2 separate regions of the Homo sapiens genome follow, and region 2 is linked to region 1. A link is a loop called in an ENCODE intact Hi-C map of the cell type or tissue named here. Cell type or tissue: A673. All regions are shown on one strand. Each heading gives the region's core, and the rest is flanking DNA. Links, peaks and the distances in the headings are about the cores only.

What was found. A loop is a pair of places that touch in the nucleus more often than their neighbours do. Peaks named below come from ENCODE experiments on the same cell type or tissue, not always from the same donor. Only the 100,000 strongest peaks of a DNase experiment are listed, where the experiment ranks them.
Region 2: a loop joins it to region 1, with 9 times the contacts of the local background. A loop is called at or near these places in 13 of 110 quality-filtered maps.

Annotation. Positions count from the first base shown.
Region 1 is chr12:113,975,112-113,985,807 of GRCh38, forward strand. No RefSeq gene overlaps it. Among named protein-coding and RNA genes, the nearest start is that of RBM19, 14 kb to the left of the region's middle. In A673, for the core only: a CTCF peak has its summit at 5,582 (motif pointing right); a DNase peak (open chromatin) is centred at 5,620.
Region 2 is chr12:115,748,027-115,758,722 of GRCh38, forward strand. All of the region lies in intron 1 of LOC105370003 (a long non-coding RNA gene), which reads right to left. Among named protein-coding and RNA genes, the nearest start is that of LINC02463, 130 kb to the right of the region's middle. In A673, for the core only: a CTCF peak has its summit at 5,291 (motif pointing left); a DNase peak (open chromatin) is centred at 5,295; H3K27me3 peaks cover 2,619 bases.

The DNA.
Region 1 (10,696 bases), core at 1,305-9,304:
GCAAGAGAGATTTTGGGTGAGGGTTGGGGGTTGGGAGAGAAAGGAGAAGGAAACTTTCCCTGCTTGGCATGAGATGGGCAGGGTGAGGACAACAGTTTCAAGAGGTGAAAATGTGCACAGGAACTGAGAATTCAGCTTTGTTCAGGGTGAGGGGTAATAGGGAGAAAGCTGTTGCTCTCTTGCCCCAATCCTTCTGTCCCTTCTGGGCATGGTTCAGAGGCACTGGGGAGGACTTGTAGAAATGTATCATATAGCTATGCGGACACATTAATATTTATTGCACATTGTTTGCAATCACCAAGGATGGGCAACAGCCGAAATACCCATCAACAGAGAACCGATGAGACAATGGATAAAATATCATGTAGATGTTAAGAAAAGAATGAAGCAATGCTCAAGCCTCGATTTCAAATCCATTCTTTAATAAAAAGGACCAGGGCTATTTGGAGTAATGGCTATTTCTAGGGCTGGGGCAGGGAATACACAAGGTGAACCTGGAGTATCTTGTAATGCCAAAAAGTAAGAACGAGCTCAAAACAAAATTTTTTCCCTAATGGGACACAAGAGCCAACTGAAAGGGCTTCCAGTGTCCAAGGCTGGAATATTTTGAGTAACAAAATAAATAATATGGCCGGGCACTGTGGCTCAAGCCTGTAATCCCAGCCCTTTGGGAGGCCGAGACGGGCCAATCACCTGAAGTCGGGAGTTTGAGAGCAGCCTGGCCAACATGGTGAAACACCGTCTCTACTAAAAATATAAAAATTAGCCAGGCATGGTAGCGGGCGCCTGTAATCCCAGCTACTCGGGAGGCTAAGGCAGGAGAATTGCTTGAACCTGGGAGGTGGAGGTTGCAGTGAGCCGAGATCGCACCACTGTACTCTAGCCTGAGCGAAAGAGCGAAACTCCGTCTCAAAATAAATAAATAAATAAATAAAGTAGTATTGGATTATAACCCAAAGTATAAAATAAATATTCATAAGTCCAGTGACATAAATAAGTAATAGAAAATAAAATGGAGGATAGATAAATTGAGAATTTCAAATCATTTATGATAATACTTGTCCCTCAAGGCTGGGCATGGTGGCTCACAGCTTGTAATCCTAGCTCTCTGGGATGCCAAGGCGGGAGGATTGCTTGGGCCCAGGAGACCAGCCGGGGCAACATGGCAAGATCCCATCTCTACAAAAAATGGAAAATTAGCCAAGTGTGGCGGTGTGCACCTGTAGTCCCAGCTACTTGTGGGGCTGAGGTGGGAGGATTGCTTGAGCCCAGGAGGTTGAGGCTGCAGTGAGCGATGGTCTCACCCCTATACTCCAGCCTGGGCAATAGAGTGAGACCCTCTCTCAAAAAAAAAAAAAAAAAAAGAAGAAGAAGGAACATCACTTCCCAGCCTTATGTGTGGGCTGTGCATCATGACTTCCAGAGACTACACTACAGAAAAGGAGGGAGAAGAGTAGCTTTATGGTGGAGAAATCTGAGAAACATGACCTTAGCCAGGTGGTCAAGGTCAAGATCAACAGTGATAAGTCATGTTGATGTATGTATGCTTGATAGGAAATGACCATTCACCTCTGTGGTCATCCCCCCGGGGAACCATAACCAAAGTCTAATTATGAGAAAACATCAGACCAACCCCTGCTGAAGGACATCCTTCAAAATCCCTGGGCAGTGCCCCTCAAAACTGTCAAGGCCATTGAAAACAAGAGAAGTCTGAGAAACTGTCACAGCCAAGTAGAGCCTAAGGAATAAACCGAATATGGGATGCTGGGACAGAAAGAGGACATTAGATACAAACAAACAAATATCTGAATAGAGCATAGACCTGAATGAATAGTCATGTATCAGTATTGGTTCATTAATTGGGACAAACATTCCAGAGCAATGCTGACAATAAGGAAATCTGGGTACAGGGAATTCGGGAACTCTGTAAGGTTTTCACAACTCTTCTGTGAACTTAAACTGTTCCAAAATAGTTTATTAAATATTTCTTTTGTTGTTGTTGCCCAGGCTGGAGTGCAGTGATGTGACCTCAGCTCACTGCAGCCTCCACCTCCTGGGTTCAAGCGATTCTCCTGCCCCAGCTTCCCGAGTAGCTGGGATTACAGGTGCGCGCCACCACACACAGGTAATTTTTGCATTTTTAGTAGAGGTGGGGTTTCACCATATTGGCCAGGCTGGTCTTGAACTCCTGACCTCAAGTGATCTGCCCACCTTGGTCTCCCAAATGGTGGGATTACAAATGTAAGCCACCACACCTGGTCTATTAGATATCTCTAAAAAGACATTGTGAAAATGAAAAAAGAAGGGTTCAGTAATTCTGTATTTATAGATGTGTATTAATAGCCAAAGTATATTCCAAGTCATCAAGAAAGCACACGGCTGCACCTTGCTTTTTTGGCAACAATTCTGCAGGCTCACATGGTGCTGTATCCTTTACAGTGCACCAGATTGAGAGGCTTGTGACATCAATTTGCCTCAAAACTGATGATGGTGACTTTATTTTTTATTTTATTTTTCTGAGACATAGTCTCGCTCTGTCGCCAGGCTGGAGTACAGTGGCGCAATCTCACTGCAACCTCCACCTCCCAGGTTCAAGCGATTCTCCTGCCTCAGCCTCCTGAGTAGCTGGGACTACAGGCATGCGCCACCACGCCCAGCTAATTTTTGTATTTTTAGTAGAGATGAGGTTTCACCATATTGGCCACGATGGTCTCGATCTCTCGACCTCATGATCCATCCACCTTGGCCTCCCAAAGTGCTAGGATTACAGGCGTGAGCAACCGCGCCCGGCCTGATGATGGTAACTTTGATGGCTTGGTTAAGGGGGTGCCTGCCAGGTTCCTCTTTTGTAAAATTTTTCTTTTTGTCATTAACAAGTAATCTATGGGTTTTTAAAAATGTTGTTAGTATGTAGAAAGGCTCAGAGTTGGTACATTTTAGTTAATTTTTTTTTTTTGGCATACGTAGGTCCTGGGGCAACCTTCTTCTCATCTGCTGACATACAGGGAAACTGAGGCCCAGAAAGGAGGAAGCACTTGCCCAAGATCACATTGTAGAGACCAAGGCCAGGTTCAAGTTTGGCTCCCTTTGCTCCTCCCTGCGTGTGACCACCCCTAGGGGGCAGGAAGTGGACCCAGTGGAGGGGGGTGCTAGAGATGGTTGCCCTGGGGTGTCACCATCTGCTATGTTGAGTGTCACCAATGTAGCCCAGCATTTCACAACCCACCCCAAAAGCCCCTCTGAAGGGCAGCCTCCTATTCCCAGGCAACTGCAGAGGAGCCTCAAGGGAGAATCCAAGTGGCCAGGATGATTGGAAACAGGAGACCAGGTGTGCACTAGCTTCAGCCACATCTGCATGGAGACCAGGCAGTTCACCTGTGGCAGGTGGCAGCTGAGCCTTGGCCCTGGTGGGCCCTGCTGGGGGCCCAACATTAGAGATGTGGGGGCCCCTCCTTCTCTTGGCAGTGAAACAGAAATATTCACCTGGAAGGAGCAGAAACAACAAATCATTCACCAAACAGACTACGGCTGGGAAAAAGCTAAATTCACTCTGAGAAGACAAGCCAACGAGGGTCCTATCCCAGGCTCTGGAGGCTGCAAATTCCAGTGCCGCTTTAATTGGGGCTGGCTATGATGCTCAGTGGGGACCCAGGCAGTGTGCTGGGGATGGGATGGAATTAAAATCAGAATCATTGTCTTTCCTTTTTAAATTTTGCAGTGGTGCTGTGGGCTGATACCTCCTTCACACATACAGAGAATCATCAAGGTCTGGCTTAAAAAGAGAGTTCAGTTGAAGGAATGGTTTGCCAGAAAAAAAATAAATGAAAGAGAGCTCTTTTTTTTTTTTTTTTGAGTCAGGGTCTAATTCTCTCACCCAGGCTGGAGTGCAGTGGCACAATCACGGCTCACTGTAGCCTCGACTTCCTGGGCTCAGGTGATTCTCCCACCTCAGCATCCCAAGTAGCGGGGACCACAGGTGCACTCCACCACACTCAGCTGATTTTTAAAACAAGTTTTGTAGAGATGGGGTTTCTACAGGTTGCCCTGGCTGGTCTCAAACTCCTGGGCTCAAATGATCCACCCAACTCGGCTTCCCAAAGTTCTGGCATTAGAGATGTCAGCCACGACACCAGCCCCATCACTAAATTTGATTATGGTTCAACTAGACAGGGAGCTCTCTTCAGGGAGGCAGACATGATCATTCATTCACTCACTTATTATTCACATAGTTCCTGAGCACCTGCTCCGTGCCAGACCCTGTTCCAGGAACTGAGAATATAGCAGTGGTCAGGACAGACATGTTCCTTGTCCTTAGGAGGCTTATAGTCTAGTCAGAAAGACTGACATTAAAAGGCACACTCAAGCTGGGCATGGTGGCTCACTCCTGTAATCCCAGCACTTTGGGAGGCTGAGGCAGGCAGATCACCTGAGGCCAGGAGTTTGAGACCAACCTGGCCAACACGGCGAAATCCTGTCTCTACTAAAAATACAAAAATTAGCCAGATGTGTTGGCACATGGCTGTAGATACCTGGGAGGCTGAGGCATGAGAATGGCTTGAACCTGGGAGGTGGAGGTTGATGTGAGCCGAGATCGCATCACTGCACTCCAGCCTGGGTGACAAGAATAAAACTCGGTCTCAAAAAAAAAAAAAAAGGCATACTCCTATAATTCATCATTATCATCATTGTTGCCATCACAATGACTGATATACTCATTATGGGACAAGTTCTTCACCTTCATAGGCACCATCTTGGAGGAGAAGGGGCTATGCTTCTCCAAGGTCGTGTCCAAGTCTAGTTTCTGCTTTGAAATGAGTGGAAAGTCCTCCTCTTCAACCACGGGCTGTGCCTGCCTGCTACCCCTCTTGGCTTTTTTCTTGAAGTAAGCAGCGTCACCATCTCTCCAGTTGTCCTCTTCCATTCTACTGCTGAGGGGAGCCCTGGAAAGTCACAGCCATGAAGTAACTCATCCTTGATGATGACATGGAGCCCTGGAGAGAGCAGAAACATAGGAGGTAGAGAGACCCGAGTCCAAATCCCATCTCTGACACTTCATGCTGTGTGACCCTGGGTAAGTCAGTCACCCTCTCTGAACCTCATTCCTCATTTGCAAAGCAGGACCAGTAATGCCTTCTTCCAGGGTCGTGGTGAGGATTAGAGAGAATATATTTATGCTGCTTAGCACAATGCCAATGGCAGTAATAACAAAATTGTATTTTGTTGTGCCAGGTACTGGTTAAAACAGACTAGCTCATTTCAACCTCACAGCAACCCAGTAATGTAGGTAGAATTATGACAGATGAAGAAATTCAAGCACAGAGAGGTGAAGTGACTTACCTGGGCTCACTCAGCCAGGAAGCAGTGAACAGAGATTCAGAATCTGCATTGTATCCACTATGCCATGCATTGAATAGCTGGAGTCTATGCCTCTTCTGGCGTTACATTTTTGCCTCCTAGTATTCTTTGTAATTGCCAGTCCACACTTCTCATCTCCTTTCCTCTTTTTCTTATTAGGCGAGAGGCATCTTAACTCAGCTATCTTTGTGAGGGTATTAGAAAAACTGCCTACAATTCTATATAGCTACCAGCAGGGGACGCCAAAGGATCGTGGATAAGCCCGTGCGGAGCCTTAGAAGCAAGGCGAAAAATCCTTAGGAGGCTGAATTAGGAGAGCTGGGACTTTGACAACAGCGAGAGACATGTGCCCAAGCTGGCCTGGTACACAATGGATGGAGCTTATTCCTGATTTTGCCCCTGTGGGGAAACAGAATTCGGCCTTTTTACTGGAAGAACCCTGCTCAACAGAGCGCCCAGCTGTAGTTGGTCAATAAATATTTCTGCATAAATAAATATATAGATTTGAACCAGGAGGAAGTTAAGGCAGAGGCGCCTCAATACAGACAGCAAGAAGGAGCTGTCTGGCTGGGCAGGGAAACTGAGCTCATGAGGGTCCCATGCAAGGAAGAGGCCACTGAGGTTTTGCAGCTACTTCTATGAAGGTGGGGCCAGGATAAGGAAATGCCAAGAGGTCATAGGGCACCAGGAACCTGCAACAGTGGGAGTCACGGTAGGCTGAGAAATGGCCCCTTGCAAAATATGCACTCCCTCAAAAAAAGGGGGAAGGTCTTTGCAGATGTGATGAAGTTAAGGCTCTTGGGATGAGAGATTATCCCTAAATGCCATCACATGTACCCTTACAGGGGGAGGCAGAGGGAGATTTGACACACGAAGGAGATGGAGCCAGGTGTGGTTGCTCATGCTTGTAATCCCAGCACTTTGGGAGGCCAAGGTGGGCAGATAGCTTGAGGTCAGGAGTTCGAGGCCAGCCTGGCCAACATGGTAAAACCCAGTCTCTACAAACAATACAAAAATTAGCCAGGTGTGGTGAAACACACCTGTAGTCCCAGCTACTTGGGAGGCTGAGGTGGGAGGATTACTAGAACCTGGGATGTGGAGGATGCAGTGAGCTGAGATTGTACCATTGCACTCCAGCCTGGGCAACAGAGTGACACCCTGTCTCAAAAAAAAAAAAAAAAAAAAAAGAAAAAAAGAGGAAAGCACTGTGGAGATGGAATGCAGAGAAACTTAAGGGTGTCAGCCTTGAAGACTGGTGTAATGCGGCCACAAGCCAAGGAAAGTTGGCAGCCCCCTGAAATTGGAAGGGAGAATGGGGTGGGTTCTCCCCTAGAGCCGTCAAAGGGGCCCTGCTGATAACCTCAACTTTAACGCAGCCATACTGATTTCAGGCTTCTAGCCTCCATGGCTGTGAGAAAATAAATTTGCATTGTTTTCAATATGTGTGGTCATTTGTTACAGCAGCCACAGGAAAGGAACCCAGATGCAGGGAGAGGGAGTGAGGTTACTGGGCTACTTAGAGAGGACCTGCAGACAGAGAGACGCAGCCACCAGCAGAGCCCTGGCTGGGCCTGGGGGGACTCTAACTGCCTCTTCTTACCCCTCCTGCTGCAATCACCTGTTGGCGCCTCCCATGGGCTGACCCCAGCCAGAAGGTGAAGGACAGGTAAGGGAGCCATGGGTGATGCAGTCCATCGGGCCAGCCTCCAGGGCACAGAACTGGTGGTTGAGGGGGACACATGGCTCATAACCAGTGCACCTGCTCTGTGCCCAGCATGCATGTGTGTACCCAGCCAAGATCTCCATTCCCCAGGACAGCTCCAGATTTGGGTGGATTTTCCTGTCTTCAACAACAGCAACTTATGTACATTGCAATGTGCCTTAGCTTTGGTGCTTTGGAAACACTTTCTTGAAAACACCTTGACTGATTAGGAAAAAAAGAGTTATCCGTTTGATTGCAAATGGCTTAATTTTGAGCTTGGGAAAATGGGGTGACTGGATAAATGTGAGTCAGGAGTCCTACCCTCAAAGAACCTCAAACCTAACTGTATTTCATATATTCCCAAGAAGGGGACACCCAACAGTAACAGGCAGTACTTGAACTGGTGGGATTCAGGCTGAGTGGATGTAATCCGGAAGAGCCCCCAAATCCCAGGTTCATGGAGTGGATGAAAGCATGCATTTTGGAGTCATCTGCCTGGGTTTGTAATCCCAGCTCTGCCTCTTAAGAGCTGTGTCACCTTGGGCAAGACACTTAACCTCTCTGTGCCTCATTTTTCTTACCTGCAAAATGGGGATAGCGATGATAGTGGTTCCCACATAGGTGTGCTGTGATGATTAAACGTGTTAATAAGCAGACAGCGCATCACACAGTGCCTGGCTGTGGTGAGCACTCCTAAGCACTTGTTCTTATCCTCACTTAAATAAATAAGCAACTTTGGGAGGCTAAGGTAGTGGGGATCGCCTGAGCCCAGAAGTTCGAGATCAGCCTGGGCAACATGGCAAAACCCTGTCTCTACTAAAAATACAAAAAAATTAGCTGGCATTGTGGTGTGTGTCTGTAGCCCCAGCTACCTTGGAGGCTGAGGCAAGAGGACCCCTTGAGCCCAGGAGGTTGAGGCTGCAGTGAGCTGTGATCACACCACTGCCCTCCAGCCTGAGTCATGAGAGTGAGACCCTATCTCAAAAAAAAAAAAAAAAAAAAAAAAAATCAGCAACAGCTGCTAATTGCTTAGGGCTTGCTATGCACTATGAATTATTGTAATGAAATCCCTACCACCAGCCTCCAAGGTGGGTTCTACTCTTCCTCCTATTTTCCATGCTGAGGAGGCTGAGGTCAGGGACTTGTCCTATGTCACACAGTGAGAGGCAGAGCTGGACTCAAGTCTCTCTGGCTGCAAAATTTGTCTTCTTAACTATTACTCCTCGTTGCCTCTAACATGGTGCAGAGATATTTCAGGAAACAGATGACTTAAGGAAGAGTGTCACAGAGACTTCCCAGCACAGGGCTGTGCCTGAGGTCTTGCAGCTTCCCGGTCTAGAAAGATCCCTTCTTGCAAATCCTAGTACACTTTGAACTCAGTGGCACAAAGTGGCTTGGGTCATTGGAGGAACTGAGTGACCTGAATCCATCCTGGTTCCTGAACCACTGGAGGAACCACTGAAGCACCAACTGCCTGGCCATGCCCAGTAGAGCCCGAAAGAAATAGCACGTCCTGAGCTTATAAGATGGGGATGCTTAGTGCAGCATCTGAAAAATTAAAAGTCAGTGTAGTCAGAAAATGGTTCGCGAGGGCAATGCCCCTTGTATCAGCCTGGCTCTGGCCTCAATTCAAATTGAGGAAATTGAGGAGAGTTTGATGAAGGGGAAAGTTTACCAATATGTGTGCAGGGTGTGGGAGAGCACGGTGCTCAGGGCTACTCACAGCAAGGAGCAGGACGTGTCTAGTACTGAAGAGGGAGGGGAGGGCATGGCCTCTGGACCCATCAAAAGGGATGCAGGCTGTGTCTGATGGGAGCTGGGGCCTGTCAGGCATGTGATCAGCCCAAGGCAACCCTGCAGGGACGCACTGGTGGAATAAATGTTCCAGCCCAACATGCTTCCCTCCCTGCAATCTCATTTTGGGGATCCCCTTTGGCCAAACCAAACTGGAAGCCAGAGGGCACAGTGGAACCTGCAGGATCCATTCCAGGCCATCTCCCACAGCACTGAGCAGCATGGAGAAGGTGGGCGTAGAGAAGGGCAGACAGCAAACAAGCCTGCTGGAAGTTTCTCATCACCTCCCCTTCTCCCTGGGGGGATGTGCAGGTGGGACTCAGGATCCCTGGGCTCCCTCTTGAGGGTTAAGTCCTTGACCCTTGGGACAAGGAGGAGAAAACCAACAACCTGTTGCAATGTCAAGCCTGAGGATTAAGTTTCTGAGCATCTTGGAGAGATGATTTAGTGAAGTGAGGTTGGGGAAGTTGCTTGACTTCTCAGCAACGTCAGAACCCAGGACCCTTGCATAAGTGTCTCCTGAAATCCTCCAGAAAAGCCTGCCTTCTTCACTCCCTCAGGGAACTTGCCCTCCTGACCCAGTGGAATCAGCGAGGCTTAGGAGAGGACCGTTTCGCTTTGTCACTTAATATCTGGGTTCAAAATTCAGCAGCTAAACTTGGAAGCTGTGTGGCCTTAGGGTAATTACTTAACCTCTCTGAGCTGGTGTCATGAAGACAAACCTCTAGACTAAAACCTGGGTTCCAAGCTCATCTCAGCCATTAGAAGTAGAGGTAGAGTGACTTCCCCAGCTGTGTGACCTTGGGAAGTCACTCTACCTCTCTGAGCCTCGGTTTTCTCATCTACAAAATAGAGTACCTATCTTGACTATTTGTTATGAATTGAATTATGTTTCTCCAAAAGAGATGTTGAAGTCCTAATTCCCGTGTGTGACCTTAGTTGGAAATAGGGTCTTTATAGATGTAATCAAATTAAGATGAGGTCTACTGGAGTAGGGTGGGCCCTACTCCAACATGACCAATGTCCTTATAAGAAGAGAACAGAGACAGACACACTGGGAGGACACCAAGTGACAATGGAAGCCCAGCCTGGAGTGATGCATCTATAAGACAGAGAATGCCAAGACTTGCCAACAACACCAGAAACTAAAGAAAAGGCACGGACTCCCCCCAGAGCCCGCAGAGGGAGCAGAGCCCTGCCAACACCTTGACTCTGAACTTCTGGCCTCCAGAACTCTGCATGAATGAATTCTGTTGTTTTAAGGAAAGCAGACTGTGATAATTTGTTACAGCAGCTCTAGAAAGTGAACACATTATTTTTCTAGGTACTAAGGTTGCATAACAAATTATCCCAGACCTGATGGTATAGTACATCCATTCATTATGCTCATGGATTCACATGGGTTAGAATTCAGATGGGACACAGGTGGGCTGGCTTGTCTGGGGCCTCAGAGGCCTCTTCTTGTAAGTTCTTAGCCTAGGCTTGTTTCAGCTTCCTCACAGCATGGTGGCTGGCCTCCAAGGTGGCTTTCCGTGGGAGCAAGAGAGACAAGCAGAAACTGTATATAGTTTTAAAATATAGCCTCTAAAGTCATGGAGCATCACTTCTGCTATACCCTGTTGGGCAGAGCAGTCATGGCCCCAAATGGATTTAAGGGTGGGGACACAGACCCGGCCACTTGCTGGGGTGGGATTTGGGGAGTGTCAGCTGCATTGTGAGAAAAAACATGTAGGATGGGAGCTGTGTATGGGATCCTGCATCCTAGGTGTGGGTGTGAGAATTAAACAAGCTCCTGTTCAGCAGAGCATTTTGGAAGCTGGGAAACACTAGATTCCCCTGCTTGTC
Region 2 (10,696 bases), core at 846-8,845, 1.8 Mb after region 1:
TCCTCTGGGAATAGGTAAGTCTGAAGGCTCCCAGGGCCGCCTAGCAAGAGGCTGCCTAAGAACTACCCTATGCAGAAGAAGCAGAGCTGAAAGATGAAGAGAAGCAGAGGCTTATGGTCTGTTTTGAAGCTGTGGACCCAGTTGTATGTGAGGGTAGGTATACCCTAGACTTTTCAGCTTAGTAAATCAATAGATTCCTTTTTCATAGTGAAGCCCCATGGAGTTGTAGTCACTTGCAACCTTCATTAGTACAGAGGTTGGAATTGGCTGGGTATGATAAGAGAACCTCTACCATTTATTTCAGGGGCTTCTATTTTTGTCGATTTTTTTTTTTTTTTTTTAGACGGAGTCTCGCTTTGTTGCCAGGATGGAGTGCAGTGGCATGATCTTGGCTCACTGCAACCTCCGCCTCCCGGTTCAAGCGATTCTCCTGCCTCAGCCTCCAGAGTAGCTGGGACTACAGGCACGCACCACCATGCCCAGCTAATTTCTGTATTTTTAGTAGAGACAGAGTTTCACCATGTTGGCCAGGATGGTTTCAATCCCTTGACCTCATGATCCGCCTGCCTTGGCCTCCCAAAGTGCTTTTTGTCGAATTTTTTTTTAACAATAAACATGAATTTATAATTTTAAAATGCATTGATGTCCTTAATCTTGACAATAACTTGAATGTTTCAAGCTGCTGCTGTGGACCAAACACGAAACTAAGCAATTTCCACACATTAAATCATTTAATACTCACTCTCATCCTCTAAGATAGGTAGTTATTAATACTATGCTCATTTTATAGATAGGGAGACCAAGGCTGAAAAAGGCTAAGCAATTATTTAAGGGCACACGGGTGAAAAACAGGGGAGACTGGACTGGAACCCAAGTATGTCAGTCTTGAAAGACACGTTTTTATTGCTTCTTTATTTCTGTTTGGTGTTTAGAAGAACTGGAGCTCTTATAAAGATCTGTTTTGCCCACTGGAATACAAGCTCCCATAAGGGCAAGGGCGTGACTGCCTTGTTCATTACTAAACACCCAGCACCCACCACAGTGTTCAGCACAGAGGAGCTCCACAAACAATTGCTGAATGAGCAAATGAATTAATGAATGAGATGTGATATCTGAGACTTGACGAGGCCAAGGCATATGGAAAGCTCATGGAAACACCCGTTTCAGGCCAACATCTAAAGCATTCCTTCCACCTTCATCAGGGATGTATCTCAACAGCTCAGACATGCTTTCCAGTTGAAAACATTCATTTAATTAGCAGGCATTTTCCAAAACGGATGTGCCTTTCTCAATCACTGTGTCTGCCATGGACATTTGCTGAAAAGGTCCCCCCATCCCCCAAACATCAAAGCATGTGCTCCACAGACCTTTCTCCCCCAATTACTTCCATTGGGGAAGGACAGCCATGCGGACGAGAAATCGGTCACAACACGCAAGATGTTCTCTCTTTGTAAAAAAGATGCTTGTGGTGTACGCTACTCTTTGGAAGAGAAAAAAAAAATCTGTGTCTTTAAAAATGTTTCTTTTGCTGCTGCTCACTGGGAACTGCCAAGAATCATTTTTCATTGAGATCTGGCTTCCCCTCCCAGAAACAGAACCAAGAATAACCTATAAGATACTGTTTCATTGGGTTTGTTTTATTTCTTCCTGATTTTTGCAGCTACTGGGATGGGCATTCTGGCCCTTGTGCTTTGCTTTGGTTTAATCATTACAAGTCAGCTATGAATAAGAGACTATGCAACCTTTTTTCTCTTGAGTCTCTGCATCCCAGAGCCTGGGACAGCATTAGCTATGGATGGAGGTGGCACTGGTATTTTGGAAAGATGATGTTCCTTATGAAAACACAATTCTCCAAATCTACTGAGCCATAGCTGGAGTTGGTTGAGTCAAACCCTCACCCTAAACCCTTCCATAGCTCTCCATTGCCATCTAGATAATGAACAGTTGGACTTAGCACGGCATCTTGGCTTCCCCACCTTACCACCAATGCCTGCGCATGTGTTCCTCTCTCTACCTGAAAGATCCTTTTTTCCCCCCATTCCTTTCACCTGGTTAAATCTACTCAGTGTCAGGTCTCAGCTTAAATGTCACATCCTCCAAGAAGCCTCCTTTGCTCCCTCTCTCCACCTTCCTCTAGAAGAATTGAATTCAGTACCTTTTTGGTGCAATTACAGCCTACCCCTGTCCCTCAGCACTGATGGCACTATTATAAATGCCCACTCACTGCTTCATCACCCCTACCAGATCTGAATCCTTTACATGCTGAGTCTTAGAGTCTGGCACATAATAAGCCCTCAGTGAGTAGTTGTTGCATGAACAGGGTGAATATATAAATGGGAGCAGGGTAGAGGAGGAAGTGTCCAGGTAGGAAGAAGTTGAATTTTCCTCCTTAGAATGGTTGGGTTGCAGGGTACTGAACATTATAATGAAGGCAGTCATAGTCCAATCCTTACTCCCAACCCCAGGGTGCACAGAAGAATCAATCTCTCCAAGTATTGTTCCAACAAGGAAATCAACTTGTTCCTACAAAGTAATTCCAGCCAAACAGGTCTGCTCGTAGTTCTCCAAGCAAGCTAACTTTGCCTCAGAGCTTTAACCAACCAATGTGGCTTCCAAGACAAGAGACTTGGAAGGAACCTTCAAAGTCACAGAGAAGGTTGGGGTGAGGACAGAAGGCAAAAGAAAAACAAATAAGAAGGCAGAAATTCTTGGACAGGAGGGCCCTCTGACCCTGGCTTAGGCCTCCAATTGTAATCCTGTGTGGCAGTTTCCAAAGAACTAGGACTGAGATGGTGGGGGAAAGTGAAAGAGAGCCAGAAAAATTGGAAGAGTCTTTTCCCTCCAAATTTTGAGCCTGAGAAAACTCCATTTTACCCTTGGCTTATTGTATCCCATATGGCACTTCATCAGGTAAGCAGGACTTTTTTTTTTTTTTTTTTTTTTTTTAAGAGACGGGGTCTCACTCTGTCACCCAGGCTGGAGTGTGGTGGTACAATAACAGTTCACTGCAGCCTCAACATTGTGGGGTCAGTCAATCCTCCTGCCTCAGCCTCTTGTGTAACTAGAACTACAGGCATACACTACCTTGTTCAGCTAATTTTTTTTTTTTTTTTTTTTTTTTTTTTTTTTGGTAGCAATGATGTCTCACTGTGTTGCTCAGGTTGGTCCCAAACTCCTGGCCTTAAGCAATTCTCCTGCCTGAATTTCCCAAAGTGCTGGGATTACAGGCATGAACCACCATGCCTGGCCTAAGCAGGCTTGGATATCCTTCTGTTCTATGAGACTTGTGGTGCAAAGTTCACTGCCATACAAGAATTGTTGGGCCTGATACGGTGGCTCACACCTGTAATCCCAGCACTTTGGGAGGCCAAGGCAGGCGGATCGCTTAAGGTCAGGTGTTCGAGACCAGCCTGGCCAACATGGTGAAGCCCTGTCTCTACTAAAAATATAAAAATTAGCCAGGCATGGTGGTGCATGACTGTAATTCCAGCTACTGGGGAGGCTGAGGCAGAAGAATTGCTTGAACCTAGGAGGCAGAGGTTGCAATGACCTGAGATCACGCCACTGCACTCCAGCCTGGGTGACAAAGTGAGACTGTCTTAAAAGAAAAAGAATTGTTGGCTTCTCTCAGCCTCCACCCAAATGGCATCTCCTTAGGACAGTAAGTTTTCACTTCCCATTTCTCAATACCTCAAATATCTCTCTCCCCTGGGACATTGCTCCAGGAAAGGTCAAGGGGACTTTTGGTTCAATGGATTTTCTTCATTAACAGAGAGCCCTTTCTTGCCTCAGAATGTATACTTGAAAACCATGCTTAAATGTCCTAGTTTGAGGCTCACTCTGCCAGGTGTTTAAACTCTAGCTTTATCTTTCAGGCTATGTGATCTTGGGCAAATGACCTAACCTCTCTGAGACTGTTTCCTCACCTATAAAGTGGGAGAACAGACCTCTCTCATGAATTTTGATGAAGATGAAATGAGATGACAAATGTAGAACACCAAGCACAGTTTCTGGTTCCAACAAAGGACCTATGATCCACAATTATTATTTCTGTACTGGGATGAATTCATTTCTTGAGTAAGGGCTTGGATTCTACCGCCAGCTTTTCTAACTAAGATTTTGTAATTCTAAAATAGTATGTTGAATAAACAAAAATAGATTTTTCTGTCTTATATAAAATTAGAGCTGCAGAAAATGCAAAAGAGATAAAGAACTGGTTCACTTAGACTCCAGGATGTATCATAAAAAGTTTTGTTATTTCTGTTGTTAATACATTCCTGATAGCCACTTGTTTCCTGGTTATTTGCCTTTTTGGCTCTGATTGGCCAGGTTCCAGTACATTGAGGTTTTCACTGCACTTGGAAGCTGTGTTTTGAAGACCTCGAATCCTCTGTGAAAATGAAAACTTCTTTTTCCCTTTTCTCCCCAAACTTTGGTGGCCAAATACCATCACCCCACACCCCCCGATTTTGAGGACTCTTCCCACTTTAGATGCTTTGTAGCAGTGTTTCTATAATCATCCATTGTCCCAGAACTTAAAGTCTTTTGGCCTCTGAACTAATTCCCATCCTTGCCTCTCACACTGAGAAGTGGTCAAGAAAAAATTTTGGTTCATGCATCCCCAGTTTTAGTTCAGATAATTTGACTCTACCTTCATAATATATGTCACTTTTGCTTTCAACCATTATCCTCATCATTCAACATCATATTCTTCTGTCAATTGCCTTCCCATTTCTAACAATGTCATGTCTAACAATGCCCTGCACATGCACACAACTGCACAAACACACAACCACACATGATCATCTCCCTTTTCTCCCACTACCACCGGCATTCCTATTGTGATGATTTATATTCAGCAGAAATTTTTGGGAAAAGGTTTGAGGAAAACTTTTTTAATGTCTTCCATTACCACGGGGCATGTGAAGGTGTTGTAATTATACCACTAACCAAAGAATTCATTTCTTTCCTGAATCCCTGAAAGAATCTGAATAATCTGAGGACGTAATAGTTTTTTTCCCGCCCAGTGTGGCAGGGCAAAATACACCCATACCAAGATAAATGGTTCCTTTCTAGCTTTAGCAAAAGGTTCTTAAGAGCCGGCCAGCCCAGCAACCACCAAATACAGCTCCTTGACTTGATTACCTTCTTCCTTCTCTATATTTCTTGACAGTATCTTCAACTATCCAAAAGCAGGCCCAAAGTGCCTGTCCCTAACCTAGTCTGAACGTCCAAGAACAGCACAGCAACCAAATCAGGTCCAAAACTAGTAAGCAGAGGCTGGAGTGCCATCTGCTGACTATTTTTATAAGACATCTTCCTGCTTAGCCCACACCACTAAATGCCCACACCACCCCATTTCAAGGCTGCCAAAAGAATCTAATGGTATAGCTTCAGGCATAGGAATGCATGAATTTTTTACTATATTAATATCTCATTATTCCATTATTGGGAATAGGCATTTAGAAACAAAGCCTTCTTTTCACTTTTTTTTTTATTTAAAGGCAAAATGAAAAATCTGGGAAAGACTGACTCTTTTATAATTGCTTTTATTATTGATGTTTTTGTTATTACTATTACAGTGTTATGTTAATAGATAATAATAATAGCAACTCTTTGAAACTCCAATTTTGCACACTTTTAATCTGGATCTCCAAATCAGCATATCACAGTTTGCAAAAAGATTTATGATCCTCTGAGAGCTTACGAGACCATAACAGAACAAAGGCAAAAAATAAAATAAAATAAAATAGAAGAAACTGAAATGAATGAGTGCGCTGCCAAAGGAGCAAGAATTCAGCTCATTCAGGTATATTTCAAGATCAGGTTGATAGGCGTTTCCCATGAAAATAAGCATTTCTACTTAAGATCAAATGGACTCATTTCTTTTTTCCAGGCTATTACATTTTTTGTTGTCCTTTAAAACCAGAGGAAACACTGGGAGTTCTCCTTTTTAAATAACTGTGCCATCTCTTAGAGAGAAAATGGAAAATCCCATAGTTAGATGTCCTTCTTTAGGGTTTATTTTGCCTCTATTACTTCAGGTTTCAAATTAGACAGTAAATTTGCCAAAATCAATAGAGAGAAGAAAGATGTCTTTCTTTAGAAGAACGGATGACATGTTTTTATTTGTAATATTCTCAGGAAGTATGTCGATAACATGCAAAAATCAAATACTCTCTTTCCAACTGCACCATGTAGGAGTTTTCCTAGATGGCCATCTACGTAAATTTTGACAAATATATGAAAAGTAATACACATTGCATATATACACGTGCATGTTTTGATCTGTTATCCTCAAAAGCACCCACCCTGAAGAAGACACATTCACTAGTCGGATGTGTATAAGCTTTCTACACTGAACAAGTCTTTGGGATTCTAATAGTTTCTTTTGTTTGTACTTTGCTCAGACTTTCAGAGGCATCTACAAATTCCAGATCTTTCTTCAAGGGGAGGACTTGGTTAATATTTCCTAGTATTTTCAGCCCCTTCGTTGATTTCCTTCCTTTCTAGTATTTTTAGTTCCTGAGATAAAACCTCATTTATAATAAAGTCAAAATCCCTGGAAAACATTTCGTCAATGAAACATCCAGCTTTGCTATTCATTATTTCATTGAATGAATGTTTTTTCCTTGAAACCTGATGGCCCAACTCTGATTATTTAAAGGCAGACACAAAACTAGAATTGTGTCTAGTTTTTTAATATTTAATACGTAAAACTCTTCTTTAAAATATTTGTACTTTGCCATAAAATGGCCTATTCAAAGGCACAAATTTGCTAGGACCAAATCATTCAATTTAGGAATAATCGTATGTCAGCACCAGACCCAATGTTGGCAGATCCTATTTAATTTATCTCTCAGCCTCTTTTTTTTTTTTTTTTTTTATCATTGCAGGTTATTCATGATCCCTAGTCTAAAATGTTGAAATTTCAAAGCATGACTGAAAACATTTTAAATGAAGACTAGTCAAATAAGAAGCACTATTTCTTTATAGGGTCCTTTCATTATTTCCCCCAGAAATTTGGGGAGGTTTCTGCAATCACCATACATTCGAAATACCAGCTGCTAATTTCCACATAATTTTCTGCCCTGTTTAAAAAGGATTTTTTTGTTGTATGGATTTAGTGGGGTTAGGATTGAGATAGCGTGTGTGTTTGCACGCTCGCATGCAGAAAGATAGAGAAAAAGAGAGCGCACATAAGTAGTTTTGCTTTGAAGTCCCTACATAATTACTGTTAAGATCTATCAAAATGTACCGAGACAGCTCTCCTTGCTGAAATCTGATGAACAAAAAGGCAAGCAACGTCCAGGAAGACTGTAAAAGAATGGATCAAATTAAGAGCAAGAACAAATGCAACCAAGGTAGACTGAAAGATGTTGTGGTTTCTGTCGTTGTTTATGTGTAGGGAGGAATTAGAAATGAGAAGGAAAGACAGATGGGGGAAGAAAGCAAGGGAGAGAGAAGTTGAAGGAAGGCAAAATGGAAAAGAAAGAGGAAAACATTTATGGGGGGATGATAAAGAGAAAAGGAAGGAAAGAAGGGAGGGAAGGAGAGAAGGAAGGGAAGAAGAAAGAAAGAGAAACATTTACAGAGTTGTGGGCAGGAGAGCTGTTTTATCTTTGTGTGTTTTCTAATTCAAAGCTGTATGTCCTTGGTGCCGAAATTAAACATTACATATGGAACACAGAAAGAAAAGGGGAGAAAGAGTGGGTTTCCCTTTTTCATTTCCTTTGTTGGAATACTGGTTTGGAACATCTAAAGAGAAAATGGTTGCAATGTTGCAGAATTTTTCTTCTTTCAGTAATGATCAAACTAGCAGCTGCTTTCAGCAAAAGTTCTTAATGTCACAGTGCTCCCTGGAGTATTGCCTAGAAGGGACCCTAACGTCAACCTTTTAACTTCCCTTCCTCACTCTACTTGTTTTTCTTACAATGGGGGGAGGAAGGGATAGGAAAAATTTTAAACAGTCTCAGAAGCTTTTGAAGAGCTGCCACTGGCCAGGGGAAAGGAGGATTTCGAGAAATAACTTCCGATTTATTTCAGATAGTTAGGAGAAGGGGGAAAAGGGAATAAGACCTTTCTCTTCATTTTTGTCTCCCCCCCGCCCTTACCCCCTTAATCCTATTTTAGTTGAGGTCTGACCTTGGAAATTTCCAAAGGACTTTAATCTCCTGTACTTCAAATTGCTAAAGGGAGCTGAAAGAAAGAGTGCTGCATGTGGGTAAAGGTGGTTTAAAATGGTTTATTTATGAATGGTTTAGGCTTTCCTGATAGTAAGAATGTTAACTAGTTCGTTAGGCACTCTCTGTAAATATAAACCTTTTTCAAAAAATTTATTTCCTCCTTTTTTTTTCCTTCAGACAAAATGCATTCAATCATTAAACCTCAGCGGAGAAAAATGATCTTAAGCCTCCTGCCCCTGGGCAGATCTGACACACTCAAACGTTAATATTCTCAGATAGCTTGGAAATGCCATTTGGTGCTTTCTATAACTACACTGCTCTTCCCCAATCCCCCGCTGCCCTCTGCAACTTCTACCAGAGAAAACAAATTACCTTCATCTTGAAAGGGGGGGAGGTAGGTAGAAAACAAGAGAATGAATTGTTTTTATAAATATTTTAGAGATATGAAAGAAATCCAGGCACTGAATACGTTATGCAGATCTCAAATTAGGGGAGGTACGAACTGATTGAAATCATTAAGTATTTCACTTTTCAGATGAAAGGCTCTCGTTTTGCATTGCCATGTAGAGTTCTGATGTAATTCAAAGTGTCATTTTTGGAGGGGTTTTGGTGATTAAGACTTTTTCATTTCTCTCATTAAAGGGCCGATTTTCCTGATGTGGGTTGTAACTTCGTTCCAATCTGAAATTTCACCCACCCCTTCTCCCCGCCCAAAAAAAGGTCTATATTTACGACTGATTTTTGAAAGAATAACACATCCAGTTGTATACATATTTTTTAACTGTTTTTGATTGTATTGAATTACGAAATGCAGAAACCACTTTGCCGTCATTCTCAAAAGTCCATTTTAAATCACGAGATACGTCAAGGTATAATTACTCATATTTAAAACATTCTGTAATTATAAGAAGAAAGAATAGAAAAATGGCTTTAATAAAAGGCTATTGGAAGCAATTGACTCTCAGCAAATGTTGGTCTTTTATAAAGTTCATAATTTCCCAGTAAATTATTTTTAGTTACTAAACATCTTAAACATGAAGGATCTTAAAAGAATTCCTCATCTGCCACCACACATACATGCACAGAAAAAAATTATAAAGTTTTCTAAAAGTGCGTTTTTAAAAGACCTCAGAAACGGAAATATTTCTCAGGAAATGTCGAACACAAATGTCTATATAATATCTACATGAAATAATAAATCAAAATCAGTTTTTTTCATCTGACAAAACACAATAAACGGGTTTAGAATATTGTTTGAAGCATTTTTTTTAGCTTTCCAAAAGACCAATAATAGATGATGCCCTATTGGGAAAGATAACATGTGTTTTCTTGTAGCTTGGTGGGAAAAATATTTTTTGCTCTTTGTAAAGGAAATCAGATATATATTTGGGGGAAAAGAATATAATGTTTCACTGTGATACGGTCCAACAAAAACCCAGGAAATTCAAGGTTCAACTGATGCTTGGCTAAAAATTCACACCATTGTGCCCCTTTACTGATGGCAGATTTCGAAGCCCAGAATGTATGGGTGAACCTCAAGTTTCCTAACTTCAGCCTCTTATGTCTAAACATCAAATTGTTATTTAACTATTAGCCGGTGTTAGACTGCCTGCCATTTTTTTTCTTTTGTTTTCCCTTGGATATTTTATATCTTTGCTGATCTTTCCAGCACATCACCTGAAACGTATATACTGCATTTTAATCCCAATGGCTGATGCTATCTCTGGATAAGCTGAATTTCTTTTTCAATGGGAAGGGTATTGGACGAGAGAGAAGAATCACAGAATAGCAGGGTGTTTGAGCTGAGAGAAACTGGGGATACAGAGAAAGTAAGAGAAAACACAGATGGAATGAAAAGCTGGAGAACTGGGATAGAAGGGGACCCAGAATTGTCAATGGATTTCTTTTGGTCTATGCCTAGAAATACATTAACTGTTAGGGAGTCTTCCCTTCAGGAAAGTCTCAGTTCCAGAATCAAATTATAGGACCCAACACATTGTCAAATATTTAAACCTCTAGTGCCATACCATTTGTAGATTTCGAGATCATTACTTTACTACTAGATTGTTAATTACAATGAAGTAATGGCAGACTGGGCTTGTAGATTTTATGGATGCCGCTTCTGTGTGAGTGATTGTTAATACTAAAAGCTTAAACTTTAACTGCATTTTAAGCATCTGGGACTGGAGCGAAAGCGGGAGCTGTGAGTAAATGCTTTCAGCAGGTATGTAGTTAGTTATTAAAATGGGCTTTGAAGCTCTCTTTTGGTGTATTTCTGCATATTTTAAGGGTCCAGGCCAAAAAGAAAAAAAACACTTTTTTTTTAATGCACTTAATTTGGATTTCATTGAATTTTCTTCACGCACTGATGTTAGGATATTTTGACAAATGTAATTCCCCAACCCCTCTGTATGAAAGAAAAGAAACTCTTTTTTGAAGAGATTTAGAAAGGGGAAGAAAAATCCTTTTTAAAAGGCTTAAGGGTAAGGAGGGGTAAAGCGAATAAGTGG